4 separate regions of the Mus musculus genome follow, and regions 1, 2 and 3 are each linked to region 4. The links are chromatin loops, found by intact Hi-C in ENCODE. Cell type or tissue: heart. All regions are shown on one strand. Each heading gives the region's core, and the rest is flanking DNA. Links, peaks and the distances in the headings are about the cores only. Region 1 overlaps Itgb1 (integrin beta 1 (fibronectin receptor beta)). Region 2 overlaps Itgb1 (integrin beta 1 (fibronectin receptor beta)). Region 3 has its middle 76 kb from the start of Gm32643. Region 4 holds the start of Gm26002 (a small nuclear RNA gene).

Region 1 (7,673 bases), core at 1,716-4,215, 56 kb after region 4:
ATAATTAGAATTATCTCATCTCAAGATGGACATGTGAAAATGATGAAAGATACTGAGTAGGAAATGATACATAAAATCTACAGCCCCCAGAAACTGTATCCTGAGGACACACCTAAAATTGGTAGGGTGGTTATCTTAAATTTTTCACTTCAAGCATAGTTTATATTCTAATCAGAAAACTGGAGACAGTCTTTCTAGTATTTACTACAAGTAAAAATGTGCCAGTCTAGATTGAGTCAAAGAAATGAAAGCTCAATTGGTTATGAGTTGGATGAATATGGGCTTGGCAGTTATTTAACATACTAAAAGTGGAGTGGAAGCCCTGAAGACATTTATGTGGTATGGGCATGAGATTGTCAGTCATAAGGAAAAGGCAATACCTGACCTAGGTATAAGAGTACCAGGACATTTATAACCCGCAGAACAATAGGTGCTGAAATTACAGTGTCAACAGTATGGTCTAATGGTGTGTAGCTAGGCTAATGGTATTAGTACTAGTGTGTCATGCAAAAAGACAAGATGATTGCCGTTTGTGGTTCTCAGTGTCAAGGGGACCCCAGGTCATTAGGTTTTCTTTGGAGTAGCCTGGTATAGCTTAGTAACTGGGCTGCATTTGTTCATTTTTAACATGTATGTTTATTTGCATATTCCTGGTCTCTGTTTTTCTTGTGATCTTTTCATTTTTTTCCCTTTGAAACTTTAAAGATACTGAAAAGTACAGTGTTTTTGTTTCTTTTCTAACAGATAAAAATAGATGTTTAAAAGCAAATGCCAAATCTTGCGGAGAATGTATACAAGCAGGGCCAAATTGTGGGTGGTGTACAAATACGGTAAGATTTCTGATACTGTTCTATTTATTCTCTGATTTTTAGACTTATTCAGAGCCTTGTCCTTGGGAAGTGTCAGATAAGATATACCATTTTAATTAATGTTTATTGAATAGTGTATAGTAGTCAGAATTATGCTGTTTGACAAAATACTTGTCTTAGTTAATTTTATTTGTTGTGACAAAAAACCATTCTTAAGGTAACTTATAAAACAAACAAACAAAACATTTAATTTGCGGCTCAAAGCAGAGTGTCAGTCCATGGCCGTCATGGCTTTGAGCATTGCCCCAGACAGACAGACATGGAGCTGGGGCAGTAGTTAAAAGCTTACATCCTGATTGACACTATGAGGTAGAGAGAGCTAACTGGGAAAGTTGTGGGAATTTGAAAGCTCAAAGCCTAACTAACTTCAGTGAAAGGAAATATATGCAAATTTGAGTTCAGAGTTTGCTTAAAGATTAATGTACTTTGTCCCTTCTATAATGCTTACTAAAATTGTATTGAATTAATTTGAGGTTATGTTAGGTCAAAGGTTCTTTGTATATGTCTTCACTCAGCTGTTTGGACTTGTAAGATCAACTCTGACTAGGTAAGTTTCAACTATAGATTCAAACAATGATCCCATAAAAATGAATGCTGTTGGTGCCAGCAGCTGCCAGATAAATAGAACCTCTGAAGTAAACCTGTCATAACATGATCTGACAAAGTGAAATATAAAATGAGAAGTTTTTGTCTTATTTCAGATTTTTTTATACTACAAATGGTGCACTGGGGTGAAACTGGGGATATTTAGGAAAGTCCAATGGAAGCTCTTGCCTTCCTTCTTTGGAAAATGAGGAATAAGCTCATGCTTTACCAGTTGTTACAGTTAGAAATGCTGGATTAAAGAGAGGGGTTCATTTCAGAAGTTCTGTTTATCTGGAAGCTGCTGACACAGCGTTCATTTTATGGGTCCATAGTTTATCTATAGTTGAGACTTAGCTAGTCAAAGTTGAATACTATAGCTTCTGAAATCTAGGGCATAACTTCTCAATTACTAAAGGATCTTGTGGAATATGTTCAGTGGAATTTTATTTAGGTGTTATGAGGCTCCTTGATTGGTCAAATATTTGGGAATGGGCCAGGCATCGTGGCTCATGTCTTTAGTCCCAGTACTCAGGAGGCAGAAGCAGGCGATATCTGTGAGTTCAGTGCCATCCTAGTCGACAAAGCGAGTTCCAAGACAGCCAAGGCTACACAGAGAAACCCTGTCTTGAAACAACAACAACAAACAACAAACAACAAAAACAACAACAGCAACAACACCCAAACCCAAACAGAAGGAAAAGGATTCCCTCAGATCTTGTGCTTTGTTGGATTTTGAGATTTAAAAATAAACAAACAGATTTCAGTTTTGACCTTTCATCCTGGTCATTCTTTCCAGGTGTCTCTTTGTGTGGATACTCTTGCTATGTTACTTTTGCCTAAAAATATACTTTTACCAGCCATTATCTGTTCTTAGTCTTGTGCTGTATATGTACATTCATATGTGTCCATTGAAAGTGAGCAACAACAGGTTATCTTCTCCTATTGCTTTTTAACTTATTTTTTGTTACATTGAACCTCATTGAACCTCGGGCTTGCAATTTCAGCTAGATTGGTTGACCATTGGGTCCCCGTTCTGAGAACCCACTGTTTTTGTCCTCCATTATTGTGGGCCCAGGTTACAGATGTTCACTACCTTATGCAGCTTTTCTGTCAGTGCTAGGGAGCAAAACTAAGGTCCTCATGTTTGCAAAGCAAGCACTTTACCCATTAAGCCATCTCCTCAATCCCCACCTTGGGTTTTTGTGTATTTATTCGTACAGTATTAGGACCTTTAAAAAAGTTCAAGATTGTCTTAGGGTTTTACTGCTGTGAACAGACACCATGACCAAGGCAACTCTTCTAAGGACAACATTTAATTGGAGCTGACTTCTAGGTTCAGAGATTCAGTCCAGTATCAGGCAGGAGCATGGCAGTGTCCAGGTAGGCTGAGAGTTCTACATTTTCATCTGAAGGCTTCTAGGAGAAGATTGGCTCCCAGGGAGCTAAGATGAGGGTCTTAAAACCCATGCTTACAATGACATATTTCCTCTCACAAGACCATACCTACTCCCAACAAGGCCATATACTTCCTAATAGTGCCACTCCTTGGGCCAAACATATTTAAACCATCACAAATGTAAAATATAAAAATCTGGGGAGAAAGTTGTGAGAAAAGCATTGTCTGCCCTTCTAGTGCCTATTCTTAGCACCCACATCGTGGCTTACAGTCACAAGGTGTCTGACACCCTCTTCTGGCCTCTGTGGGTACTGCACACATGCGGTATAGGGATGTCCATGCAGGCAAGACACTCAAACAAATAAGATACAATTTAAGAAAAACAATAAAAATATCTCATTTAGTAGCAAGCATTTAAAAGATTTAGTAGCAAGCATTTAAAAGATTTTTAGCTCGTCAGTGATGGCACATGCATTTAATCTCAGCACTGGAAAGACAGAAACAGGCAGATGTCTGAGTTTGAGGATAGCCTGGTCTATATAGAGTTTCAGGACTACACATAGAAACCTTGTCTCAAAAAAGTTTTTATTCAGGAAAGTTTATGCTATGCTTTACACACACACACACACACACACACACTATTAATTGGGATGTATTTAGGCTAATGTGGTTTTCTTAAACGCCTAGTTGTTTAAAATGCTTTGCTGGGAAGTCCTTCAAAGGACTTTTCTAAGAGAAAATAATATTGTCTAATGTGTGGGCTTATCCATAATTAGGTGCTGCTAAGTATGCCAAACACTGAAGGATGTAGTTAGTATTGACATACTCTGAATTTGAAAGGTGAGGCTTCTAAAATATGCATAAAGCCTGGGGAAAGATAGGACTTTTTCAGTTGGTTTTACTTGTTTTTGTGTAAGAGCACACACATACCACGTTGTGGATTTTTGTTAAGAAGCTAGAAACGAACTACCTTAGATTAAGTCATTTGATTTTTGTAATTTGTTTACATGCAGTAAAAAACATCAAAATACTTGCTATACTTTTTTTGTTGATGTATTTTATATTTCATTTAGACATTTTTGCAAGAAGGAATGCCTACTTCTGCACGATGTGATGATTTAGAAGCTTTGAAAAAGAAGGGTTGCCAGCCAAGTGACATAGAGAATCCCAGAGGCTCTCAAACTATAAAGAAAAATAAAAATGTCACCAATCGCAGCAAAGGGATGGCAGAGAAGCTCCGGCCAGAAGACATTACTCAGATCCAACCACAACAGCTGCTTCTAAAATTGAGATCAGGTACCTCTATCCCTACCTGAGTTTTCCATAGCAAGTTTATACAAGCCTTTTCCCAGTCTTTTGATGGTTCATTTGGGTGAACTGGTACCCCAAATAGGGCATAAGTTAAATTTTAGAGGACATAACCTCTTTTTGTTGCTTTTTGCTGTCCTGGAACTTGCTCGGTAGACCAGGTTGGCTTCAGTCTCAGAGATCTGCTTGTCTCCTCTTCCCAGATGCTGGGATTAAAGGTGTATGCCACACTTTTGATTCCTGGCCACAATTTTTGTAAGACATATTACTTTTAATAATTTAATGATAGAGATTAAAGTTAAGAGTGAAATGTTCTCTGTGTAAAGGCACTGCTACACAAAGGTGAGTAACGATCTAGTTTTACTTTAGAGTTGTAAAAGGAAGTTACAGAGGTGAAGTCATAATTACAAAAAGATCAAGGAAAAAAAGATGAAGCCTAAACTGAAAAATGAGGAAGGCGAGAGAGGTAAAAGTTGTTACATGTTATTTACTTAAAAAGCACAGAGCTGGAAGGCAGCTTAGTGGTAGAGCATCCATCTGTTAGTATAATTTCATAATATAAAAGCAAAGTTTTACTTATTTATTTAATGTATATGAGTACACTGTAGCTGACTTCAGACGTACCAGAAGAGGGCATTGGATCCCATTACAGATGGTTTGAGCCACCATGTGGTTGCTGGGAATTGAACTCTGGACCTCTGGAAGAGCAGTCAGTGAAAAGCTAAGTTTTAATCCATACATCGTTTAGTACCATTTAAATACTAACGATTTTATAAGTGCTCATGGCCATCCCACCTCTGAAATAGACAACATGCCCTCTTTCTGCCTGTCATCCTTCCATCCTGTTACTGCTGCCTGGCTAAACTTCAGCCTAGGAAATAGACATTGTTATAGTTTGAATGTGAAATGTCCCACTTAGGTTCCTGCATGCCGACTTTTGTTCTTGGCTTGTAGTGCTGTTTTGGGAGTCTGTGGAGCCTTCAGTTGCTGAGGCTTGACTGGCAGAGTGTGTGTCTCTGGGGGTGGGCTTTAGTTTCCTGAGTTGCCAAGACATAGAGTGCTGTTCCCTCTTGGTCCTGCTCTAACTTCTGTGACCTTCTTGAAACTGAGCCAAAAATAAATCTTCTTTCTCCTAAGTTGCAATGTCAGGAAAAGTACTTAGTACAGACTTCTTGTACATATACTGTAGTGGAATACTACTATCATTCTTTGACCTGCAGGATCCTGATCAGGACATTGATTATGTATTTGCCTAAGTCACATTTTATTTTAATCATCATTACTTAAAAACATTTTTTAGGTTTACTTATTTTTTATATGCACATTTTGCCTGTATGAATACATGCATATGTGCACCGTGTATGTACCTGGTGCCTGCAGAGGTCAGAAGTTATCAGATCCCTTGGAACTGAAGTATGGTTATGAGCTGACATATGTTAGGAGTTGAACCTGGGTCCTCGTAAAAGCAGCAAGTGCTCTTAACTTCTAAGTCATCTCTAGCCCCTCGTCGTTACTCCTACTGTGGGGAGCTTGTAAGAGGCTCTCTTCTTAAACTTAGGAGTCCATGTCACTGCTGGTTTTTCTCAGTTCCTTCCATTGCTTCCAATTTCCTTTTTGTGTTTTCTTCCTTTCATCCTTCTGCAAATTTAGGTAAGACTTGGTTTTCCTCTCATCATCATTGGAAATCATCATTCAGCAATGACATAAGCTTTTCCGTTTAGCTCTGTACCTGTTCTCCAGCTGCCTGCCAGGAAGTCAGGGAAAAAAGATCGTTTTTCATCTAAGCAGACCTTCCATTTTCTCCCATGTTTGTGTTTTATTTTGTGGTACTGGAGATAGAATTTAGGATCTCTCATGTGCTGGGCAAATGCTCTACCACTAAGCTGCCTTCCAGCTCTGTGCTTTTTAAGTAAGTAACATGTAACAACTTTTACCTCTCTCGCCTTCCTCATTTTTCAGTTTAGGCTTCATCTTTTTTTCTTGATCTTTTTGTAATTATGGCTTCACCTCTGTAACTTCCTTTTACAACTCTAAAGTAAAACTAGATCGTTACTCACCTTTGTGTAGCAGTGCCTTTACACAGAGAACATTTCACTCTTAACTTTAATCTCTACCTGTCTAGAATGTACCTTTCATTCTGCCAAAACTCATGGTGTTCTGATTTTCTCATAAGTTTTTGTGTAAATCACCTTGTGGTTACAGTAACAACTACTTGAAATACATGTAAAAAGAAAAGCTTATTTTGGGCCATAGTTTTAGAAGTTTTCATCTGACGGAGTGGCCTGTTGCTCTGAGCTTGTGGTGATGTGAGATGTCATGGTGGGGCATCTGGGAGATAAGACAGAAAGGAGGTCCCATAGACTCCAGGGCACATCACTGGTAACCCAAACCTCCTGCTAGTCCTTACCTCTCAAACTTCCCACTGCCTCCTGAAAGTACCAACACATGGGCAGATCCAAACTGTAGCAGAATTATTTGTATTTTGTGGGTTGCTGGAGAGGGCATTGCCTTCATCATTTTTGCCTCCTTAGGTCTTGGAGTTGTAAATGGTTGGTTAAACGAAATCAAGTGTGCCTGTTGAGGCGCTAACAAAATTCTTAGATTTGGAAAAAATATACACTTAAGACTATATCATTGAACATGTAAATTGGACTTACTTTTTTTCTCATTTTATTTTGATTACTGGCCATCTAATTTCAGTTTTGAATCTTGTTAATTAGGAGAACCACAGAAGTTTACATTAAAATTCAAGAGGGCTGAAGATTACCCTATTGATCTCTACTACCTTATGGATCTCTCCTACTCTATGAAAGATGATCTGGAGAATGTGAAAAGTCTTGGAACGGATTTGATGAATGAAATGAGGAGGATTACTTCAGACTTCCGCATTGGTAGGAATGTTGGGAACATTTTGTGTGTGTGTGTGTTGAGGGGTGGTTCTGCATGTGTGCAGAGCAGGCTATTGAGTGTCTTATGTTATCACTTTGTGTCTCATTTCTGTGAGACACAGTTTATCACTTACCTAGGTTTGTGGCCTATAATTTCCTGTCTTTTCCTGCAGCAGTGCTGGGGTGCAAGGTGTGTATGTGCACGCCTGGCCTTTTACCTGGCTGCTAGGATCTGAACTTATCCTCACGCTAATGCAGCAGGAGCTCTTCCCACAGTGCAGTCCCTGCAGCCTCCATACTGGGCTTTAGAAAAAGATGTGCATTTAGAGTTGGTGAGAGATGGCTCAGGGGATAAGGGTCCTGCCTTTAAGTGTGATGACTGAGCTCAGTCTCCAAAATCAGTTCCTGCTTGTCCTTTGACCTCCAGACATGCATTGTGGTATATGTGTGCACATCCTTCACCCAAATAAATAAGTAAATATCAATTTAAAAGTGATGTAAGTTTGTTGGTCTCTTCCCACTCATCTATCCAAGTACATTCTTTTCTTTAGGCTTTGGCTCATTTGTGGAGAAAACTGTGATGCCGTATATTAGCACAACCCCAGCAAAGCTAAGAAATCCTTGTAC
Region 2 (7,673 bases), core at 2,099-4,598, 72 kb after region 4:
CTTTTTGATTAGCATATGCAAAATCAGTTTATCCAGTGTCCAAGAACATGCTCCAAGATATGTAGGATATTTTAGAAGTCTAGATCTGTGCAGTAAACTTACCCTTAGTTAAAGCTAGTACTATTTTCAGTTTGTGTACTTTATGTATTTTTCAACTTTTGGGGTTGCATTCATTGCTATTTTTTATCCTAACAGACCCTTGCTTCAAATTTAGTGGCAGGTAGTCTGTAACAATAATATAATTGAAAATATTTGAGAATCTAGCCCTGCAAATTGATACATTCCTTTATTCCCCTGCATTTGGGAACTAGAGGCAGGCAGACTCTGTGGTCAAAGTTAGCCTGGTCTATTTTTCTATTTTTCTAGTTGTTTTGTTGTTTGTTGCTGGAGTATGCTTTCATTTTGCTCAGAGTGGTTCCTTGCTAAAGGTAAATTTTCCCCAAGGCTCCTGTATGTTCTATAAGAACTTGAGTTGCTACTTGCATGTGTGTATATATAAACACAGTGGACTTATCTTATGTTTGTACATGTGGAGTGAGCATCCCTACTTGATACTTTGCTAATGTGAGGAAATTGTTACACTTTTTGTTTTATGTGACTGTGTTTGGATCTTTCTGCAGGTGCAATGAGGGGCGTGTTGGGAGGCACTGTGAATGTAGCACAGATGAAGTGAACAGTGAAGACATGGACGCTTACTGCAGGAAAGAGAACAGTTCGGAAATCTGCAGTAACAATGGAGAATGTGTCTGTGGACAGTGTGTGTGTAGGAAGAGAGATAATACAAATGAAATTTACTCTGGAAAATTCTGCGAGTGTGATAACTTCAACTGTGATAGGTCTAATGGCTTAATTTGTGGAGGTGGGTAAGCACCAGCAGTAGCTACACACATAGTTCCTCTAATGAGATCAGATATCTGAGAGTCTCTGGGTTAACACACAGAAGGGGAGGGGCTTTCTTCTATGTTGTGGCTTGTTTTTAATTTGTGAATAATTGCTGTGATTATACATTTTACCATTGTTTTGAGAAATGATCTTTTTCGTTGCAGGCAATGGCGTGTGCAGGTGTCGTGTTTGTGAATGCTATCCCAATTACACTGGCAGTGCATGTGACTGTTCTTTGGACACTGGTCCATGTCTAGCGTCAAATGGTCAGATCTGCAATGGCCGGGGTATTTGTGAATGTGGTGCTTGTAAGTGCACAGATCCCAAGTTTCAAGGGCCAACTTGTGAGACATGTCAGACCTGCCTTGGCGTCTGTGCAGAGCATAAGTAAGTACTGCCAAAGTGTTTCACATAGTCACATTCACTTTACTGACCCTACACCACTAGAGCCAGAGGAGAGTGCTGATAGAGTATACTTCAAAGAGAATATTTGCTGCCTTTTATGTACCATTTTTTATGTCCTAAAAATTCTTAATTGTGTAACAATGAAGTGTGCCATGAGAGTTGTACTATTTTTTTTGTTGTTGTTTGTTTTTAATCTGAAATCACTGTATAAGTTTGCTGTTAGTTGGCAATACTATCCTCTGTTTTTAAGGTTTAGTGGTAGAGATAAAACAATGAACTCTACCATAGAGGAATATTCTCTAGTCTAGTTGCTATCTTTTGCTTCAGGAGAATGGAAGGTGAATTATTATACCAATACTGCTTAAGTTATTGTGGTTTTTATGTTACAAATTTAATGTGACATAGGTCCAGTTTTATTAACTACATCTTAATTTTGTGTTGTGAAGATTTATATGCATACATGTGAATGTATGTATGTGTGTGTGGGCTATCACCAAGGGCTTAGAGTAGATTTTAATATATGTCCCCCACGTCTGCAATGTGCTACTTGTTGGTCTTAGACATACCTGTTAGAGGTTTGTCATGGACATGCTGGTGTCTTTACAAAAAGGATTCACAGTGTAGGCCTAATTGGCATCTGTGTAGCAACCATAGCTGTGCTCTGGATGCCAGGGTCTGTACTGGATGCTGAGCAGGTCCCCATAGCTGACTAGGAAGTAAGGTTTGTGAATCCGATGTTGGGTGAACTCTTCTTGATAAGGCTTGGTGTTACTAGGCCCCATAGTCACTGGCCTTTACTGAAGCTCCTTATTCCTCCAGTGGAGGGCACATGCTTCAGGCAGCTTCTGTAGCCAGAGGCTTCCTGGGTGCTTTGCTACTGCCAGTGGACTTAGTCCAAGGTGGGTCTGGAGAATTTATTACCTACCCCTTTATTCTTTGACAGGTTTGCCAGCCAGAGTGTTGCTGGCCTTAGTGGCCGTGGCTTGGCTGAGGCTGCTGGAAACCAGGATCTCATGTGGAGCATAATGCCTATTTCCTCTGAATGTATATTGCCCTTAGATTGGTATGGCCATTAGTTTAGCACATGAAGTATTCTAAGCAAAGTTAATCTTAATACACGCTAAGTGTAACAATTTCTGTCTTAGAGAATGTGTTCAGTGCAGAGCCTTCAATAAAGGAGAAAAGAAAGACACGTGTGCACAGGAGTGCTCCCACTTCAATCTCACCAAAGTAGAAAGCAGGGAGAAGTTGCCCCAGCCGGTGCAGGTCGATCCTGTGACCCATTGCAAGGAGAAGGACATTGATGACTGCTGGTTCTATTTCACCTATTCAGTGAATGGCAACAATGAAGCTATCGTGCATGTTGTGGAGACTCCAGGTAGAAGTCAGAGGATGCCTAGCATTGTTTCTTATGATGCCTTGCTTTTATTCTGAGTCATTGCTGGGGTTCTGGTGGCAGAAACAGCCTGTATTCTTATCTTACTATTTATATTAGGTTTATATTGGGATATTTTCTTCTCAAAGCTTAAAGTAGAATTTGGCTAATTATATAACAACTAAGGAAGGAATCAAGTTTATGTAAATGGAACCCATGCTATACTGTTGGTGCTATTTAAATCTGAGCTTGATCCAGCTTTAGGAGCCGGAAGAAGATATCCTAAAGATATTATTAATGTTGAATTTGTTCAACTTCCCGGAAACTAAGCACATTTCACCTTTGTTTTCCTAGTAGCCTTCCTTGTCACTCTGTCAGGTTTCTGGTATGGACACATTTTAGAGGATGTGGTAAACGTCTGTTCAGTGTTACAGGAAATGCTCCAACTTTTACTTCTTTTTACAAATGCTTTTAGTGTTTGAAAAAAGAGAGGACAACTTTGTGGAATTGTTTCTCTTTTGCTGGATGGGTTCCTGAGCATCAGACACATGTGGTCAGTCTTGTTAGCAAGTGCCTTTACCCACTGAGCCCTCTTGTGGTCTCTGCATTGTTCTGCAGCACCAGACAGGAGCACTGTGAATACTGTTGTATGTGCCTCTGTGTTTTTCCATTGCCTTAGCAATTTTTGAACACAGGGGCTTTATTGCTGTTTTTGTGGTGGTGTGCAGTGAACCCAGGGTGTTGCAATAGTGGCTTCCTGATTTATTTCTACAGTGTTAATGATGAGACTTTGATTGACATGGCAATAGATTACAGATTAAATTGGGGAAAATGCATCTTGATAAAATACTGTCTTTTTAAAAATTAATTTAGTATGTGGGCAGAGGGTTAGGGTTAGGGTTAGAGGGTTTTTTTCATGTGCCATGGATTTCTCCAATTACCCCAGTCATTTTTATTTGCTTGAGGACAGTCTTACCATGTAGCCCTTGGCCAGTCTGGAACTAACAACCTACATTAGGCTACTTCGAAGTTGTGGCAATCTTGCAGCCTCTGCCACTTGAATGCTAACCTATACTACCATGTCTGGCTGCCAATCATCTTTACTACTGTCTTTTATCATTACTTAGTACTTTATAATCTTGAAAAAATATTTTAATTATATATAAGCTTTTCATTATTTTTGATGCTGTTACGATTTTTTTTTAACATTTTTCAGTCTTTAGCTAAAGAAATAGATTTTATGACCCCCAAATAAATGACCTGCTGATCATATTTTCTACTGTCTTCTAAGCTCCCTTGTTAGAGCCTAGTAGCTTCTTTTTGTTTGAGACAGGGTCTTACCTTGTCTGGTCTGGAACTCACTTTGTAGATCAGGCTGACCTCAAACTCCTAGAACTCCATTTTGAGATTAAAGGTATGTGCCACCACACCTAGCCTGGAACTTAGTAGCTTTTAAATAGGTTTTTGGGACAGTGCAGTCTCTTGAGTGTTCAGCACTATTAATTTTGTAAGATCCCATCCAACTCTTTGTGGTCATGTGAACTTTGTATATACTCAGTCTTTTTATGCTCACGATTAACCTTTTCATTTGTAGACTGTCCTACTGGTCCCGACATCATCCCAATTGTAGCAGGCGTGGTTGCTGGAATTGTTCTTATTGGCCTTGCCTTGCTGCTGATTTGGAAACTTTTAATGATAATTCATGACAGAAGGGAATTTGCTAAATTTGAAAAGGAGAAAATGAATGCCAAGTGGGACACGGTAAGTTATGAAACATTACTGAGAGCAGTAGGATGGTTCCTGAAGTAAATGTAACTTATTAATGGTGAGGCTGACCTTTAAAGTCTTCTTTAAATATTTTATTTCCCCCAAAGTTCAAAATCCAAAGAAGTTGCATTTGCTGAAAACAAGAAACCTCCTATTCAATTAATAATTTAGGAGGATATGATACTCTGTATATATAGTGGCCATTGTGTTTTAGTTCTTTAGTAGGTCAGATTCTAAGTATGCTCCTCAGCTCATTTGTCTAATATAAAAGAGAATCTTAAATGATACCACCAGTGTCTCTGGCCACACTAGAGCTCCTCTTCCCCTCCATACACTCATGATTCTTTTCATATGGTTTCTGGAATATACAACCAAATTGTTATTTCTAAGGCTAGACTGAGGGGAGGGCTGACTAGAAGGTGGGATTACAACAGGCCTTCTTAGATGATTTCTAGGTGTGTTTGCACATTTGGAAATACTCAGCCTGAGCTTAATGTATATTTTACTCTCTTCAGATTGCATCTCTGTAAAAACTTGCTTAATAGAAAAACAGGCTTTGACTGGTATGTGCTGATCACTGGTTTCAGAATAGAGTCAGGTAGTTGGATAAATGTTGCCTCTTATAGATTTACATTTTGACACACTACAGTTAGGTTGTTTTTTGTTTTGTTTTGTTTTGTTTTGAAATTTCAGAAGTATAGAAATAGAATTCCAGTTTATAGTGTCAATACACTATACATTCCAATTTTCTTTCTGATGAAATCACTAGAAACTATTTCTTTCACTTTAGCAAGAAAATCCGATTTACAAGAGTCCTATTAATAATTTCAAGAATCCAAACTATGGACGTAAAGCTGGTCTCTGAGTTTCCGTTCGTATTTCTTTTCACTTTCTATCCTTGCATGTGAATTTCTGTCTCTCTTTTTTTTTACTGCACCATGTGTGTGTCTCAACACCACTGCTTTTTTTTCTTTTTTGGGTTTGGCTTTATTTTTATGGCTATGTGTGGCTTTTCTCATATGTTAACTTAGTGCTTGGAAGGACTTTACCATATAATAAGGTATAGAAGCCACCCCTGTGTTGGAGAGAAAAGAATGCTTTGCAGTCACAGAGCCCCAATCTACCCTAGACTTGCTTAGTAAGTAGAGCAGCCCTGAGCTTTGTTACCTCTCTGAGGCTCCTCTTAAGTCTTCAGCAGGGAGGATTTTAACTGACAGCTGGCTGCAGTCTACTATGCAATCTCTGATGCAGTCCTGTTCAAAGGTCATGGTACATTATTCCTGAATTGAACAGTGAAATTGAGTGTGAAATCAAAATGGCAAAACCAAGGGTAAATGACTGTTGTGTAGTTTGTACTGTCACAGTTACAATTCATTTTACCCATTCTAGAAAGATTCTGAAAGTTTTTTCGTTCTTGATTATGTGGGAATTCCATTCCACTGAGAAACAGAGTACCATTGTGTTTCTTACTAGTTCTGATTTTCAAGTTTAAAACTGAAAACTGCTTATTTTTATTATTATCTTTCAAACAATTCTTATTATTTATTTATTTATTTTTGCTTGAGAGAAAGTCTTACTATGTAGCCCAGGCTATCTTGGATTTTGCTGTGTACACTAGGCTAGCCTTGACCTCACAGACATTTTTGCCTCTCTTAAAACTCCCATAAAAAGGCTGATTACATTTAGCACCAAATTATTTTCTATGGATTGGAAGAGCCTGGGAGAATTCCTGTTTTCTTATCTCCATTTTCTGTCAACAGAGACAATGTTGGCAATAGCTACAGAGTCCCGTGTTTTAGGAATGGTTCTTAATATCCTATATTTTTTGTTATTTGCGAGAATAATGGGGACTATATTCTTGTTTTATAGAAGAGAAGACTGAGGCAGAAAAACAGCTAGTTAGTAAAAAGAGATTTAAGTTCAGACTATGGGATTCCAACACTTATGTCCCTATCCTCTGCCCTGGACCCATTAGCAGGTTAGCAATCACATTCTTTAGGAGAGGGTTACCTGGTCAGGAAGAAATAGAACACTTTACAGATCTGGCCATTTTCATAGTGTTGTGATTTGGGGTAATGCTATTGTGTAGAGAAAATCTCTTACACACTGTGTGGAAGCATCACCTGTCAATAAAAAGCTGTTTGCATGAAGCAGGAAATAGAAGGTAGGATATTTGGGAGGGAGAGGGAGAGGGAGAGAGAGGCTTCTGGGAAAGAGCCAAGAGCAGGAAATTCACCCTGAACTCTGAGGAAGTCAGATCTATGAAACTGAGAAGAAACCAGACACATAGCTGAACTCAGATTAGAATAAATGGGTTATATAAGTTATGAGCTAATTGAGGAATAAGCCCAAGCTTATAGCCCTATTTATAAATAAGTCTTAGAGTCATATTTCTAGGTACAAACACCTAGGGAGAAAAGTTCCTGGCTTCCCTGCTGGGCAAACATAATGGGAGAATCACTTTTCTACTACACAGAACTCAGCACTGCTGTTATGCTTACTTATTCTGTATTGACCTTGGAAAGCCAAATTGAAGGGCTACAGGATGTATAATCACTTAAGCAGTGAATCAGTCAATTAAAATGAAAGACTTGCAGAAAACCCCAAATCAGGGAGTGTTGTATATTTTTAAGGGACACAGGAAGCAGCAGCAGTACTAGAAATCATGACTCGCTGTATCTCTTTTACTGCTAAGAAACTTTTATTTAAGGCTAGTTTGTTGGTAGAAAGTTATTGTTAAATCGTGTGTGTGAAACTTGATGCATTCTTTCACTCTTACCTGATACTTTACAGAACTTAATTTTTATAGAAAAGCTGATTAGCTAGTGAGATTACTGTGATTTTATTTATTTATTATCTTTGTGGTCACAATCAGGTATTAACAGTTTCATATAGTTACTTCTCACAGAAGAATTTTCACTTTTTTTTCCTGTGGTAAATTATTTGCCCTTCCTTTAATGACACTTTGAGTAATATTAATCAATAGTTACTATTTAATACTAAATGTTTGTATTCTTGATTTAATTTTTGGCTATCAGGGTTAGGGTTACCTTCTTTAGCTAGAATAAACATTTCATACAATTAAAAAAGCAAGGGTTTCTTAAAATTTATTTATGTATTATTGAAATCTAAGAAAATTTATGGCTATAGATTATCCCAAGATGTTATCTTATGAATATTATAGTAGAAATGAACAATACAAATGAATGAGAGTAAAACTATCAGAAAAAAAATCATATAAAAA
Region 3 (7,673 bases), core at 1,716-4,215, 85 kb before region 4:
AGCGTTTGGGAGGAGCCAAATAAAATGTACATTGTTTTTAGTTTTTTTACATTGCTGTGACAACATATCTGATAAAAACAATTTGAGGGAGGAGTTTAGTTTGTCTCACAGTTCAAAAGGGCACAGTCCATAATGGAGCTAAAGCATGGCAGCAGGATCCTGAAACAGCTGGTCACACTGTACTGAGGATTGTGGTTTCATTAAAAACATAGAAAAGTTATGTGAATGTTTTTTGTTTGAATCCCAGATGTGGGCTATGGGGATGCTTCAGATTGTCCAGTGCAGCTAAGATAATTTGTTTCATGCTCTGGCAGGGGTATGATTTTGCAATCTGAAGATAGTTTGTGTTTGCAATTCTGAGGACTCTTCAGAGGGTATATAAATGCCAGAGCCCCTGCTGCTGCAGTTTGTCAAGTGGTTGTGAGCAAAGTGACACGAAGAAGAAATTGGATATCCTGATGAAGAAGATCAAATTTGCCCCAATCAGCAGGAAGTAGTCTAATGATATCTATAACCTCCTTCCCCTCTAACCCTCTTTATCAACTACCTAATATTGGGGTGTTGGAAGGGATAATGGTGTTAAGGAAAAAAAAACAATAAAATAGCCAAGAAGTCTAGTTACATCACACTACACCCACAGTCAGGAAGCAGAGACAGAGGAATACTAGCCTTAGCTCTTTTTCCTTCAGTCTAGGACCCCAGCCCATGGGGTATATATTCCCACTAAATTTACTTAAGCTAGAACTTCCTCACAGGCATGTCCCAAAGTTTATCTCATGACAATTCTTAATCCTGCCAAGTTAACAATAAGTTTTAACCTTTTGGCTGTGGCTGCTTCTTATCTGTGGAGTGAATGTAAGGTTTCATTTCCTCTGAGTTGCAGAGCCATTTCATTTGCACAGGGTCCAAAATTTAGGCAAATTCTACATTTCTCAGGAAGGATTTTTTTCTTTTATTCAACATAACTGTTTCCAGAAGTGCAATGGGTGTCCTTAGTGGGGCATGAATGAATCCTACAGGGGCTGAAAACTACTATGGGGAGTCTGCCACCAGAACAGGGATGCTGCTATCATATGGACTTCATCTTACCCAGAGCTACTGCTTCCGGAGTCTCACTCTGAGCAGCCTGGTACGGATAGTCTTTGAAAGATCCCGAGGACTGTGTTAAGCATCAGTTTACTATCCCACCTGGATTCCCAAATACTGAAACAAATACTCCCAAATACTCCCAGACAGCCTCTATCTCTTCCTGCTGGTCAACCTGCTTAGATCTGAAAGCCATCCTGTGAGCAACTCAACTTTCCTGTCTGAAGCTGAGGACTATTTCAGGTGCAAATTGATATCTGATGGCATTCTGATATGTCCATGTGCATTAATGGCTGTGCCCCAGAATCCCCATAAGTATTGAAGGCAAGTGGTTATTCATTGCATTGTGGAATTTTCAGTTTGCAGATGATGCTAGCCTTGCCCTAGTTGCCTTAGAAATCTATTCTCTGATGTCCTGGCACCTCTGAGTATAACGATCCCAGGGTCACACTTAGGTCTGCCCTATGCGCAAAGGGGGAAGGTAAGGTTCTAGAACCCCTCTGCTTTGGTTTTGGCTACTGTGCTAAAAATTGAACCCAGGCCTTTGCACATACCATGCAGGAACTTTTCTGCTGAGCTACAACCCCAGACTAACTCCTTTTGCTTTAAAGGAAATTATAAAATAACAAATATTCCAGTCTGTAAATACCACGTTCTATATTTAGTGCATATTGACAAATATGTATCATGGATCAAGCACTTGAGAGGCTGATGGATGAAGATCACAACGAGGCTAGACAGGGCTACATAGTAAGTCCCCATCCCCAAAAGCCAAATAAAAGAATATCTACATGTACCATGAGTCATACAGCTCAGGTGGCTAATGATAATCTACTATTATTGAATAATCGTATGTTGTAAATATCTTCCTATCTTCTACATATATTTCTATATCACCATCGCATTCAATGACTGGTATACTACTGCATGGACACACCTTAACTATACTCCACAGTCCATCATTAACAGGTAAAATCATTATCTCCTGGTATGCCATAACTCAATCTTAGCAGCTGGAGGCAGCCAGCACGTGTTATCTTGTAGGCAGACCATTGATGGTTCTCTGACCCAAGGGGTCCTGCAAACCCATAGGTGTTGGCTGAGCAAGTCACTACAAGGCTTGAGAAGAGACACCTCCCTCCAAGCTCACACTTACGGTTACTACTAGGTTTAAAGAGTTTCTGAGTTTTATCTAGGGATGCCAATTCCTTGTCATGTTGGATCTCTCTGTATGTCCACTATAAGTAGAAGGCATCTTCCAGAATGTAGATCCCAGGAAAGAATGTGAGACTTGTATCCAAAATAAAGACAATTCTTTTATGCCCTAATTTTGTAAATGGCATTCCACCATCTTTGCCTTTTTTTTTAATAAAGGTTAGTTGTAGAGGGCTGAGAAGATAGCAAACTTGTTGAAGTGATTGCCTTGAGTGCACAAGGCCCAATGTACTGACCCAAGCCTAGAACCCCAGCACTGGAGAGATGGAGGTGGTCAGATAGATCCCTGGTGCTTACTGGCCAGCTTCCCTAGCCTAATCATTGATCCCTCGTCCTAAGAACACCCCTCACTTTAAAAAACAAAGTGGAAAGCTCCTGAAAAATGGCATCCAATGCCGTCTTCTGACCTTCATACACACATGAACACATATGTATATGAACCCACACACACACGAGTGCTTATAGAGAAAAACCCACACTCAAGCAGGCAACTTGACATTTTCAGACAATAGATACCAACAGAGCAAACTTGCTATGGCAAACTGGTTTGAATTGTGAACAAGAAAAGAAATCACCTGCATATAGACTTTATGAGTGTTTTATCTGTGTGCTGTTGAATTGAAGTATGCTGATTCCACAGCAATGTACATCCACACCACCACCAACACAACAATAATAACTCCAGCCACTCATATACCCCACAGGTTGATAGACCACAGCAGCACAAACACATTCAGCAATCCTTCGCTTCTACAGGCCTACAGAGGCTGGGGTCCAGGATTCTCACTTGCAGTCTCTTTGATCTCAATCTGACAACAAAGAGCACTCTTATCTTCCCAGTCTCCCTCTCCACCTGTAAACTCCCATCCCTCATCCTCTATGTTCTGCCCACACTGAGGAAAATGTTCCTCTGTCCTTCCTAGCTTCCTCTCTGAGTCAACTATTATTGCAGCAGACCCTCATGTCCTTGATGTTGTCTGAGGAGCTTAGGATGGAGAAGACTGAAAGAGAAAGATGTGAAACAGGAAAAGTGCAATATAAGGAGGGATGTGGCATCCAGGTAAACATGGTGTCTCATGTGGAAAGCCACATACGCCATTACAAGATGGCGCTGGCTACCGCTGGCCACCACCTGTAAGTTTGGGTAAACAACCAATGTGCACATGTGCATAAGGGTTTCGTGCCACGTCACAGCCCATCCCGGGGAATGTAAATGAGGTACTGAAAGCACAACCAATCAGGTATAGACACGCCACTCCTAGGCCTATGTAAGCAGTGCCAGTTCTGGGGCTCGGGGTCTTTCACCTTCTCTATCAAGCTCTCCCAATAAACGTGTGCAGAAGAATCCTGTTGTGGTGTCCTCCTTGCTGGCGAGTCCCCGGGAACGAAACATCTTCAGGCACGAGCGAAGACCCTCTGTTACAGGGAGGATTTAGAACTGCATCACGGGGAAGGAATAATATAAGTCTCTGAGAGGTATGCTTCCCTTTGGAGTAGATCCTTTAACAGTTGCTTGTCTCATTCCAGTCATCTTTATAGTAGTCCTGATTCTGTGCTTTGCCTTAATTGTCATCGTCCAGGGCACGAGTGTGTTTGCTGGGAAAGGAAACTGAAACCAGGCACTCATCCACTTTGGAAACTAATTAGGGCTTGTATACAGGATAAGAAGTGTAAAAAAGAGGGACAGAGACTGTTACAGGAACATCAGGAATGTATGTCAGAAACAGAGAAAGATGAGAGAGCAGGAGCATGCAGAAAACAAAAACTAGAAAAAGAAAGGAAGGAAGGAAAGGAAGGAAGGAAAGGAAGGAAAAAAAAGGAAAGGAAAAAGAGAAGGGGAAGGAAAAGGGAGAAAAGACAAAAAGAAAAAGGAAAGGAAAGGAGAAAAAGGAAAGGAAAAGAAAGGACAAGGTTCCCACTTTGGGACAAGTTAAGGTTTACGGTTTGGGGACAAGTTGCACCAAGCACCATTGGGACTTGAGGTTTGCAGAGGAACAGAGGGTTTTACCAAAAGGGGTTTTGTCGGTCTGGAGGTTGGTGAGAAATTGCATAGAAGATAGAGAAAGATGTGGCACAGAACTCCAGAGAGGTAATGAGGCGCTGAATCAGGTGAGAGAGGAGCGCTCTCAATTGGGTTGGGCTAGAGGGTCTGTTTGTGTTTCCTTAGGATCATCAACAACAGCTGTGGGTCCCGGAGCAGCTGACCAGAGCAATTCAGGGCAGGTGGAGCCGTGAGGACATGGATGTTCCTGTGGCTGGGAATGCTCCCGCTAGTGAGAACTGAAGAGCTCTGTGTTCCTGAAAATCATGCCGTTGACGCATTCAAGTGTTTCCTCAATTCTTTACATCTAATGCCAGATTTTTAAGCCTTAATGGAACTCGAATAGAACCCATCACTGTTGGCGATTTTACCTCTTGGCTTACTTCTGCATTTTCCTACTTTAAGGAGTGGGTGGGAGTTGTTCTTTTTGGCGATGCCATATGCTGTGGATTGGTATTCATGCTTTGGTTGGTTTGCAAGTTCAGATCTCAACAGAAACGTGACAAGGTGGCCATCACCCAAGCACTCATGGCCATTGAACAAGGGGCCTCCTCTGAAGTATTCATGCTACATAAATAATAGGCATTCGAGTCCTTAGCTCTAGCACCCCACGAGTCTGTGTACCCATTGCACTGGGATGAGTAAGACTCGATTTCCTTGATCAGCCCTTGCACATCACTGAGGCTAAGCCCATTGCACGCGATAGGGTGATCATGGTCTGCCAAAAATGAGATCCTTCTTGATTGTTGCGAGCTGAAGAGGCTAGCAACTAGATCGTTGGATTAGGCCATAATAATAAAAAAGAGGGAGATGTGAAAAGCCACTTACACCATTACAAGATGGCGCTGGCTACCGCTGGCCACCGCCCATAAGTTCGGGTAAACAACCAATGTGCACATGTGCATAAGGGTTTCGCTCCACATCACAGCCCATCCCGGGGAATGTAAATGAGGTACTGAAAGCACAACCAATCAGGTATAGACATGCCACTCCTAGGCCTATATAAGCAGTGCCAGTTCTGGGGCTTGGGGTCTTTCGCCTTCTCTATCAAGCTCTCCCAATAAACGTGTGCAGAAGAATCCTGTTGTGGCGTCTTCCTTGCTGGCGAGTCGGGCGTCCACACATGTGTCAGAGAAACAGTGAGAAACATTCAGGAAAAGCATTAAGAAGTGAATTCAAAGCTGAGCATGATGGTATAGTGCTGTGATTTTAGCACTCAGGACTGGAAGGAGGAGGTCAGGAATTACAGGGTCATCATCTGCTTCATAGAAACTTTGAGGCCAGCCAGGAACACAGGAGACCTTGTCTCGTTGAGGCAAACCCCAAATAAGGTTAGGTTGAGTGAGGTTTAAAGAGGAGAGAAGATTACCTACACAAGACCAGCAAGATCTAGCTAACAACATTTCAGCTGAGATGCTATCAGCAGTCAATGACTGGTGGGAAAGGGAAGAATAACTTTTCTTCAGTGGTGTAGCCACTGTTAAGTTGCCCCTAACCCAGTAAATAACCCCATACCCATACATGTGCAAGCAACCTCAGTTAAACTTAGAGGGTTAAAATGAGAGATGGGAGAAGGGAATATGGATGGAAAGGAGGGGTCCAGAGGGAGTAGAAAGGAGAAAGAAGGAAAATAGGGAATAAATATGATTTTTAAAATATCATACATATCTCATATATATATATGTATACACACACACAAACACACACACACACACACACACACACATATATATATATATATATGGCCAAACATGCCAGCACACCTTTAATGCCAATGCTGAGGAGACAGAGACAAGCAGATATGGAACTCAGTTCACTCCACCAGTTAGAGACCTTTCTCAAATAAATAAATAAATAAATAAATAAATAAATAAAGGTGGAAGGGCCTAGAAATGTTTCAGTGGGTTAAAGGTGCCTGCTGCCAAGGCTGAGGGCCTGAATTCAAGGCCCAGGATCTGCATGGTGAAAGGCGAGAACAGCTCCCACGAGTTTGCCTTCTGATCTCCACATGCATAGACATATATACAATAAATAATAAATAAAATGTAAAACAAAAAGTGAAGAAAGAGAAAAAAATGACAATCCTCAAGTCTCCTTCACACATGCACATGAGGTAGAAAAGGAAAAAAAATCAAGAATGGGATATTCAGAGTCAAGGTTGAGGCTAAAACCCAAACCTTCCCAGAATGATGATCAATCAGAGAGAACAAATCCAGTCATGATGGAACACGTAGGAGCTCGTGAGCACCACCACCACCAGCTACACATTTTGTGTCCTTTTCCTTTTATAAGGTAAATGTTTGGCTCTTGTTAGCTCACTTAGTTTTAAGAATGATGAAAAATCGCTGTTCAACCTGAAACACTGAGTTTAATTAAAAGCTATGCTTTGTGCCTAGAATGTAGTACAGTGATAGAGTGTTTGCCTACCATGGACCATGAGGCCCTGGATTCCATCCCTAGGCCTGTCAAAACAAAAATGTTAAGACCTCTGCAGTAGGAATCCAGGCATACAGGATTGAGTTGTGACTTCCCAGGTCCATCACCTTCTGCATAGTGTGGGCTCCTTAATGTGGAGGCACTGATGGTCTTGACAATCTGGAAAGGCAGGTTCTCTGTGGCTTAGAAAATCAGCGACAACTCAAATGATGTTGCTACAGTGGCTTTAGCAGCAGGCAATTCAGAAGCTTGCTGGCTGTCCCCAGCAAAACCCTAACAGGACTATCACACCTAAGGACTGGCCTATGCCTCAGGACTCTGTGGACAGCCCTGCAGCTGCATGACATTTCCTTGACTACCTTTCAGAGTCCTTAAAATCTAAGCCCTTCAGGCATTGTGTGTGTGTGTGTGTGTGTGTGTGTGTGCACACGTACATGTGCGTATATACAGGACAGAGGTCAACCTCAGCTGTCATTCTTCAGGCACCAGCTCTCATTTTTGTTTCTGGTTTTGAGCTTGGAGCTAACCAAGTAAGCTAAACTCATTCTCAGGGACCCTCCTGTGTCTGCCTTTTCAGTCCTGGGATTGGAGGTACATGCCACTACAGTCAGCTTTTCACACAGGTTGAGGATTAAACACAAGTCCTTTTGTTTGCAAGGTAAGCACTTTACCATCTGAGCTATCTGCACCACATTTCTTAGTTACTTTCCATTTTGATAACACTATTGTTGAGTAGTAGGAAAAACCAGGGTACTGTCTTTAGCTGTGGTCTTCCCAATGTTTCTCAATCATGCTGGTAAAATAGCACATTCACTCATAAGCAAAGGACCCATGCTGCTGTGCATGATTAAGTACCATGTCTGTGGGTGTCACCACAAAAGTGTGGTGCTGTGTT
Region 4 (7,673 bases), core at 2,824-5,323:
CTGTGAGCCATGTCACAGGCTTATTTTTAAACTTCCTGCCACTATTATCATGAACCTTTGTTATCTCATCTGGATGCTAATCTTTTAAATTTGTTAATATTTCTGACAAAATTTATATTTCATGAGACTTTTAGACTCATACATTTTTTTGACAGGGTTTCTCTGTGTTGCCCTAGCTGTCCTGGAACTCACTTTGTAGATCAGGCTGGCCTCAAACTCAGAAATCCGCTTGCCTCTACCTCTGACTCCCAAGTGTTGGGATTAAAGGCGTGCACCACCACTGCCCGGTGAGACTTTTAGACTCTTTGTGATCATTTCATTGGATGTATAATTATAAAAGTCATTTGATATATATTTATTGTTAGATTTCTAGGGAGGGTAAGTGGGGAAAGAGAGAGAGGAATACAGAGAGAAAAAGACTGGGGGTGGGGTACTGAGTCGAATCTAATTGTCCTTCAGACAAGAGCAGGCACAGAGCAGGCGCTGTCTGGAGCTATTAGATATCACATTGCAATAATCTGAGGTAAAAAGCTTCAGTCCTGTGTGACTACCTCAAAGGTTTCCATGGAAAGGGAATGTCTTGCCCTTCAAGAGAGTAGGCTTAGCTAATATGTGACCTTAGCTTTGTGACCAAGCTTTGTGACCAAGCTCGAGGAACAGACACTTGTAACTTATGCTATGTGTCAGGAACACTCTTTCTCTGGATAGGGGTATGAAACTCATGGAACAAGACAGCAGTCAGGCTGCCTGTAATTCTAGGGTGTCAAGAATGGGTGTGGGCTTGAGTATGAGAGTGGGACTTGCCCTGTCTCCAGCCCAATCTGATTAGGTTACCTTAAGGGTCTCGAATCACCAATATATACATTTTCTTGAACCAGTTCAGAGTACTGTACTGCTTTTTTGTTCAATTGCACATGTATAATCATTCTCTTTCAACTCTTGTTAGCTTCGAACAAGCAACTGTTACTTGGTTGGATGCCATTCATGTGGTCCCCTGAATCCTAAGTCCATGTGGCTATGACATTTTCACTTTCCTACCCAGTCATCCTTCCCTGAGATTCAACCTTTCAGGGTCCCAGCCAGGTGCCAGAAAACACACGCCTCCACAGAGAATTTTCTTGTTTGTTTTTGGTTCTAGGTTCCCATCTTTGACCTTGGGCCTTCTAGTCAGGAGCCCTACTACTGGGCTACTCAGGTCCTTTCAGCAGGATTCGATGCATTTATTCTGTACAAGTGAATGCAACACAAGACATTGGACAGAAAATGGATCCATCGTGATGGAGGGATTACATAACTCCCAGTGATTTTTAAAGCAACTGGGAAAGGGACGGAGATGTGACTGAATTGGTGGCATGTACTTTGAAGCCTAGGTTCACTCCTCAGCATCACATGAACTTGGAATGGGGGTGCTTGTCTGGGATTCCCAGCATCCACACTCAGGCTGTGGAAGCAGAAGAATTGGAAGTTCAAGGTCTATTTAACTATGTGGGGAATTCTAGACCATTCTGGGCTACAAAAGACAATGTTACAATAGATGACAGACAGACAGACAGACAGACAGACAGACAGCTGTTTTTCATAGTCTCTTACATGCTGAGCCTAGTTCCCCAGGACACCTATGGCAGACTGAAAAGCAGAGCAGGCATCTGCACCCTTTGCAATCTGAAGGAGTAAACAAAGCAGCTCAGTCTTTAATTAGAGGCCTGTGTAGAAGAATGTCATATCTTCCAGAATATCAGTTAGTGGTTTTCAAAAGGGACAAATGGGTGTGGGCTAGATATGTGGCATAACCACCCAGAAAGAACTGAAATTGCCAGCGCACAACCACACACCCTGATTAAAAATGTGCTGCCAGGCCACTCCCTCAAGCACTGGTTTTAGTTGTCCTCAGTAGCTTGTGTCTACATGTCCAGCTAAAAATAAATGATTCTGCGCAGCACTCTCTCTGTGCCAGTCTGATGACAGTGAGCCAGGAAAGAGCACTGGGCAAGGAAGGGCTAAGCTCCTGGACCTATCACTGTGATGGATGCTCCAGGCCTCAGTATCCTCAGTTAGAGAGCAGGAATAACAACAGGTGCTAGTGATTTAGCTTGGTACAGTGCTTACTTAAAGGGCAGGGTTCTGTTCCTGGCAGTGGATAAATGTGGTGTGGTGGGTACACAGCTGAAATCCCAGCATTTGGGAGGTGGAAGCAGGAGGATCAGAAGTTCAAAGTCATTCTCGGATACACCAAGAATTTGAAATCTGTGCTCGCTTCGGCAGCACATATACTAAAAATGGAATGACACAGAGAAGATTAGCATGGCCCCTGTGCAAGGATGACACGCAAATTCGTGAAGCGTTCCATATTTTTTAAATGGATGCTCACAATCAGTTAATGGATGGATCACAGGGCCCCCAATGGAGGAGCTAGAGAAAATACCCAAGGAGCTAAAGGGAACTGCAACCCTATAGGTGGAACAACATTATGAACTAACCAGTACCCCGGAGCTCTTGACTCTAGCTGCATATGTATCAAAAGATGGCCTAGTCGGCCATTACTGGAAAGAGAGGCCCATTGGACTTGCAAACTTTATATGCCCCAGTACAGGGGAACGCCAGGGCCAAAAAGTGGGAATGGGTGGGTAGGGGAGTGGGAGGGGGAGGGTATGGGGGACTTTTGGGATAGCATGGGAAATGTAAATGAGGAAAATATCTAATAAAAAAGAAAAAAGGAAAAAAAGAATTTGAAATCTGCTTTGGCTACAGGAGACCCTGTCAGAGAGAAGAATGGAGGGAGGAAGGAAAAGAAAGAAGGAGAAAGAAGGAGGGAGGGAGAGAGAGAGAGAGAGAGAGAGAGAGAGAATAATAGCAGCTCCCTCTTCCATGAACTGAGGGTGACTAAAATGAATGCACACCCTTCTTAAGGAAAGCACTATCTTCCTAGAAATGTAGGGGACTGAGAAGAGGTAAATAACACTAGCTGGTGAGTTTTTTACAATACATTTTGTGCTAAATTAGGAAGAAGCCTGTAGAGTAACCATCAACTGTTTGATGGTATTTGCACTAGACTCAGCTACAGAGCGTTTTCTATAGTAGTCTAATTATAGGCAATGCAGATAAAGGAGAGGTTGGATACTGATGGGTAGGAGACTTTGACTGGGGGTGACAGGACTAGCAACAATGAGACAGACTTAGTAACATGGAGTGACTGCAGGAAAGCCAAGCTGTGCAGATTACCCAGGTAATGAGAGACACTGCCTCAAAACATAAGGTGGAGAGTGATTAATGAAGACCTCAACATCATCCTTTGGCCATTTGCTCATATTTGTGTGAGAATGTGGGGAAGGAAGGGAGTTTCACACAGTTTAAACGGCAATGGATCAGCAAGATCAGCCTGTGGGGACCTCAGAAGGAGTGTGGTGCAGTCAGTCAGTCATAGCTAAGAAGAAGCAAATTACCAAGCATCTATAAACGAAGATAAGCAATGATAGGAAATAAAACATGAAGAGGTAGGGAAAGCTGGGGCTGGACACTTCCCAGAGTCACAGCATTCACGTGGCATTGAACAACAAGAAACTTAAAAGACCAAATAATTAGCCAAATACAGGGGTTCTGAGGCAATCACTCAATTTGAGCCCATGTGACAAAAAAGAGTTCACATTCTCTAACTGGCTTTCTGGAACCTTCGTACCTTCTGCTCTTTATTTTGCAGTAAATGTTAAGTGGTATGTCTTTTTGATATCTTGTTTTGTTTGTGTAACTCTAAGTTTGCAAAGGACAGTCCTCTGTAAACTTTGCCTCATTTTAGCTGGCGCCTAGCTCTCTTGAGTTTTAGTTCCTTCAAGATGCAAATCCAGCTAAGCACACTAGAGGGCAGACAGCCACTTCTTCTAGATCACATTCCAAAAAAAGAAAAGGAAAAAAAAAAAGGGAAAAAGGGGTGAAAAAGAAAAAAGAAAACAACATAAATCACAGTATGGGAAAATGAGGGTGAGACCTCACATAAGAGAAGGCACAGGATCTCTACCACACACCTTCATATCTTCATGACACTGAGGAAAACCAGGAATTTTAACCTTTTTTTAATATAAAAAATATTTATTTTATGTATGCGAATACACTGTTGCTGTCTTCAGACATACCAGAAGAGGGCCTCAGATCCTATTATGGATGGTTGTGAGTCACTCTGGAAGAGCAGCCAGTGGTCTTAATCACTGAGTCATCTTTCTAGCCCCTGAATTTTAAACTTTTAAGACAAGATACATACACTCTTACAAAGACGGTTTGTTCTTGATTTTTTTTCAGCTGTGTGAGGAGCAGGTGTGGCGGCAGTCCCAAAGGTGCCAGGGACTGCAGCTAAGTCGTATGACTTGCACCTGACTTCCTCATATAAGCCACAAACATCTTGAGAGCTGCGCAGGTGTACCAGGATACTGGTGAATCCATTTTGATGGAGATATGCCCCTGCTGCCCTGATTAGCTGAAGCTGCGTGCCTGGTGAGGTGGCGTGGCCTGCTGTGCGTGGATGGGAACTGAGAGTATAAAAGAGTGAGAGGCCCAGGGTTGGGGGGGGGGGGGGAGATATAAACAAGGGAGATATATAAACAAGGGAGATATAAACAAGAAGAAACAGGACTGAATAAACGTGTGCAGAAGGATCCTGTTGCAGCATTGTTCTTCCTGGCCAGTTGAGCGCGCGCAAGACAGCTGAGCTTAAGTTTTATGTTTTCACCAATAAGGAATTCTGGAAGGGAATAGATAATGAAGGCCATGACTGTGGTGTTATAAAATGAGGCCAGGTTGGTTATAGTGCAGTAAATAATCTGTCACCTTTGCTTCTCTGCATATGTGTAGGTGCTCGTGTGTATGCACGTATATATGGGGGGCTTAGGTTGATGTTGGGGTCTCTCTCATCTTATGTTTTGAGACAGGATCTCTCACTGAACTCGAAGCTCATCAATTTGGCTAGGCTGGCTGGCCCCAGGAACCCTGTTTTCATTTCCTGTGGTTGCAGGCATCTGCCATCATACACAGCTTTACCAGGGCACTGCAGACTGAATAAAGTCCTCATGCTTGCAAGGCAAGTAAGTGCTTTTCCTGACTGAGCTGTCTCTCTGTCATGATCAACTTCTGCTTGTCAGAGTAAGGGCATATCTGGGTGGGAAGGGCAGCAGGGCTATTCTAGTGAAGAGGGAAATCAGGCTGAAAGGCCCTGTGGGAGGGCTCTACCAACCTCAGAACTGCCTTGGTTTCCCTGTCAAAGTTTTGGTTTGTTTTTGTTTTCCCCAGCACTGACTGGTGCAGGCAAGGCAAACACTACCATGGAGCTACATTCCTAGGTCTCTTTTTACACTTTTTAGTTTCAGTCTCACTAAGTAGTTCTTGTTGGCCTGGAACTCAACTCCATAGCCCAAGTTGATTGGCCTTGAATTTGCGATTCCATTGGCTCAGTCTCTACTGGGATTCCACACAGGCTTGTTTCATTGGGCCAGTTTAAGCATTTTTTTTAAAACCAAATAACCAGGAAAAGTATTTTCAAGGATGATGAGATCATTTTCAAAAGACGTCCTAGTCACACGCATTTCCTTTAAGCTTCTTGTGATTTGGTGATTCCGAATGGCCTTTGCTTTTCTGGGGTCAGTCTCACTAGGGAACAGAGGAAGCTTTAATTCCGGGACTAATTAACCAGCTGGGTTCTGCGCTACTCTCCAACATCCTGGAACTTCCTCTCTCTTGCTCCTTGTATGAGTGTGTGTGTGTGTGTGTGTGTGTGTGTGTGTGTGTGTGTGTGTGTGTGTGTGTGTGTGTGTGCAATTCCATGTTTACAGCTAAGCCACGTGACCCTGGACAAACCCTCCATCTGTGGGCCTGAGAGCCTCGCAAATACCGCTACTGGCTGAGCGGTCAGGAGGAACTAGCACACTGGCTGGAATAAGGGCGCGGCGCGGTGCTGCGATGGCAGCTTCACTACTGTGCAGCAGGCGCCTGTCAGGCTGGCTACTTCTCAGCAGTACTCAGAGCTTGCATCGCTACAGCTGCCTTAACAATAACCCTCCCAGTTGGTAACAGAGAAGACTGCAGCCAGTGTCAGAAAGTTTATGTTAGGGTGATGTCACTTTCCAGCCTTCCCGGGAAGCTAGTGGCTTATGCTAGTGAGCAGTATTACCATATATAGAAAGAAAACAGCCTGGTGGAAGGGGGATGGGAGGGGTGGGGAGACTGAACGGGAAGAGAAGAAGCAGCGGATAGAGAAGCCTGAGCCAGCTGCCATCTGTAGGAGACTGGGCCCCAGGGTCAGGAGGAAGTCAGTTCTGGGCTGAAGGCATTCTACTAACTGATAGGGGCTATGATGAAGGCAGGCTAGAAAAGGGAACCTCACAAATGTCAGCATACCCAGAAAACCCAATTGCCAGAAGGGTGGTAAACAGTTACTAAATTTTGGGAGAACTGATGCAAAAGGCTTTCCACACCTTAAAAATGAAAGGTTGACATTACTATATTTTATATTTTCTTTCCTTTTTTTTTTTTTTTAATCTTTTCCAGGGTCAAGAATGCATCCATGTCCTGGTAGGTGCTAGGCAAGTGCACTACCATGCAGCTATATGCCCAGCCTGCTTGCCCCAACCCCATATAAATAATTAGAACACTCAGCTGGAGAGTTGCTGAAGTCTATTGTAGCAAGAAGGCTAAGGTAGGAGGATCAAACATTGCAAGTTCCAGGTCAGTATGGACTACAGAGTGAGACTATCTAAAATAAAAATAATAGGAAAAGCTTATGATCTTAAACAAAATTCTCTATGACTAACATACATTGCTAAAAATTAAAAAGCAAACTCAGTTACAGGCCACACCTGAGGCAGCCTAGCTGACAGGGAGAAATCTGAATTTTGTTTGGTTTGGTTTTCGAGCCAGGGTCTGTTATAGCTCAGGCAGGTCTCAACCTCACTGTCTTGAACTTCTGAACCTCTGACTACATCTCCTAAGTGCCGTGATCATATGCAGGTTCCAAGAGGTAGAGACTTGACTACGTAACAAAGGCTCTAAAGTGTTGCTGTTTATTCCTACTGGTCATTTTTGTTAACATGGGCACACTATACACCCTCACTTTCCAGGCATAAAGTCTGCACCATCCTCTCTGGGGTTGTAGCACTCTATTCCGTGGTTATAACGTAAAGCTTTTGAACTTCTTATAAGAAATATATTCTTAGCTTTTAAATGTTTTCATCACATAATACTATTACCTGATGACCAGTATTTAAGTATATGTTGTCTATTATTACCAGATGATAATAAATATATAAGTGATTAATAGGGAGGATTTAAAATACTAACTAGAATGAGTCTATCACTTATTCTTAGGTTCCATGAAAATGGGAGAAAGGGGGCTGAGGATGTAGGTCTGGTGGTAGAGTTCTTGCCTAGTACACATGAAGCCCAAAGTTTGATCCCTAGCACCACATAAAGCAGGCACAACAGCATGTATCTGTAATCCCAGCACTCAGCGTTGGAGAAGCAAAGACAAGAGCTAAGACTCATCATCAGTCCCGTGGGGAGGAGCATCCAGCCTGGGCACAGGAGACCCCATCTCAGGAGAAGACAAGAAAAACAGAACCCTCCATCATCTGGCTTAGGCGTGTGATAGAAGCAATGACTACTATGCCTTTCATGCCCATATCTCCTAGGTTTCTGCC

Evidence for each region. A loop is a pair of places that touch in the nucleus more often than their neighbours do. Peaks named below come from ENCODE experiments on the same cell type or tissue, not always from the same donor. Only the 100,000 strongest peaks of a DNase experiment are listed, where the experiment ranks them.
Region 1: a loop joins it to region 4, with 6 times the contacts of the local background. A loop is called at or near these places in 27 of 42 quality-filtered maps.
Region 2: a loop joins it to region 4, with 6 times the contacts of the local background. A loop is called at or near these places in 15 of 42 quality-filtered maps.
Region 3: a loop joins it to region 4, with 2.8 times the contacts of the local background. A loop is called at or near these places in 4 of 42 quality-filtered maps.

What each region holds. Positions count from the first base shown.
Region 1 is chr8:128,706,330-128,714,002 of GRCm38, forward strand. It overlaps Itgb1 (integrin beta 1 (fibronectin receptor beta)), which reads left to right. Exons shown (of 16, transcript NM_010578.2): 3 at 745-830; 4 at 3,924-4,146; 5 at 6,879-7,049; 6 at 7,598-7,673. Among named protein-coding and RNA genes, the nearest start is that of Itgb1, 25 kb to the left of the region's middle. In heart, for the core only: a CTCF peak has its summit at 3,158 (motif pointing left); a DNase peak (open chromatin) is centred at 3,132.
Region 2 is chr8:128,721,764-128,729,436 of GRCm38, forward strand. Itgb1 (integrin beta 1 (fibronectin receptor beta)) reads left to right here. Exons shown (of 16, transcript NM_010578.2): 12 at 621-859; 13 at 1,047-1,269; 14 at 2,433-2,665; 15 at 4,257-4,423. Among named protein-coding and RNA genes, the nearest start is that of Itgb1, 40 kb to the left of the region's middle. In heart, for the core only: a CTCF peak has its summit at 3,269 (motif pointing left); no DNase peak of the experiment used is centred there.
Region 3 is chr8:128,564,832-128,572,504 of GRCm38, forward strand. No RefSeq gene overlaps it. Among named protein-coding and RNA genes, the nearest start is that of Gm32643, 76 kb to the left of the region's middle. In heart, for the core only: no CTCF peak of the experiment used is centred there; no DNase peak of the experiment used is centred there.
Region 4 is chr8:128,648,751-128,656,423 of GRCm38, forward strand. It overlaps Gm26002 (a small nuclear RNA gene), which reads left to right and starts at 2,247; the gene lies at 2,247-2,353. In heart, for the core only: CTCF peaks have their summits at 3,846 (motif pointing right) and 4,062; a DNase peak (open chromatin) is centred at 5,071; H3K27ac peaks cover 649 bases.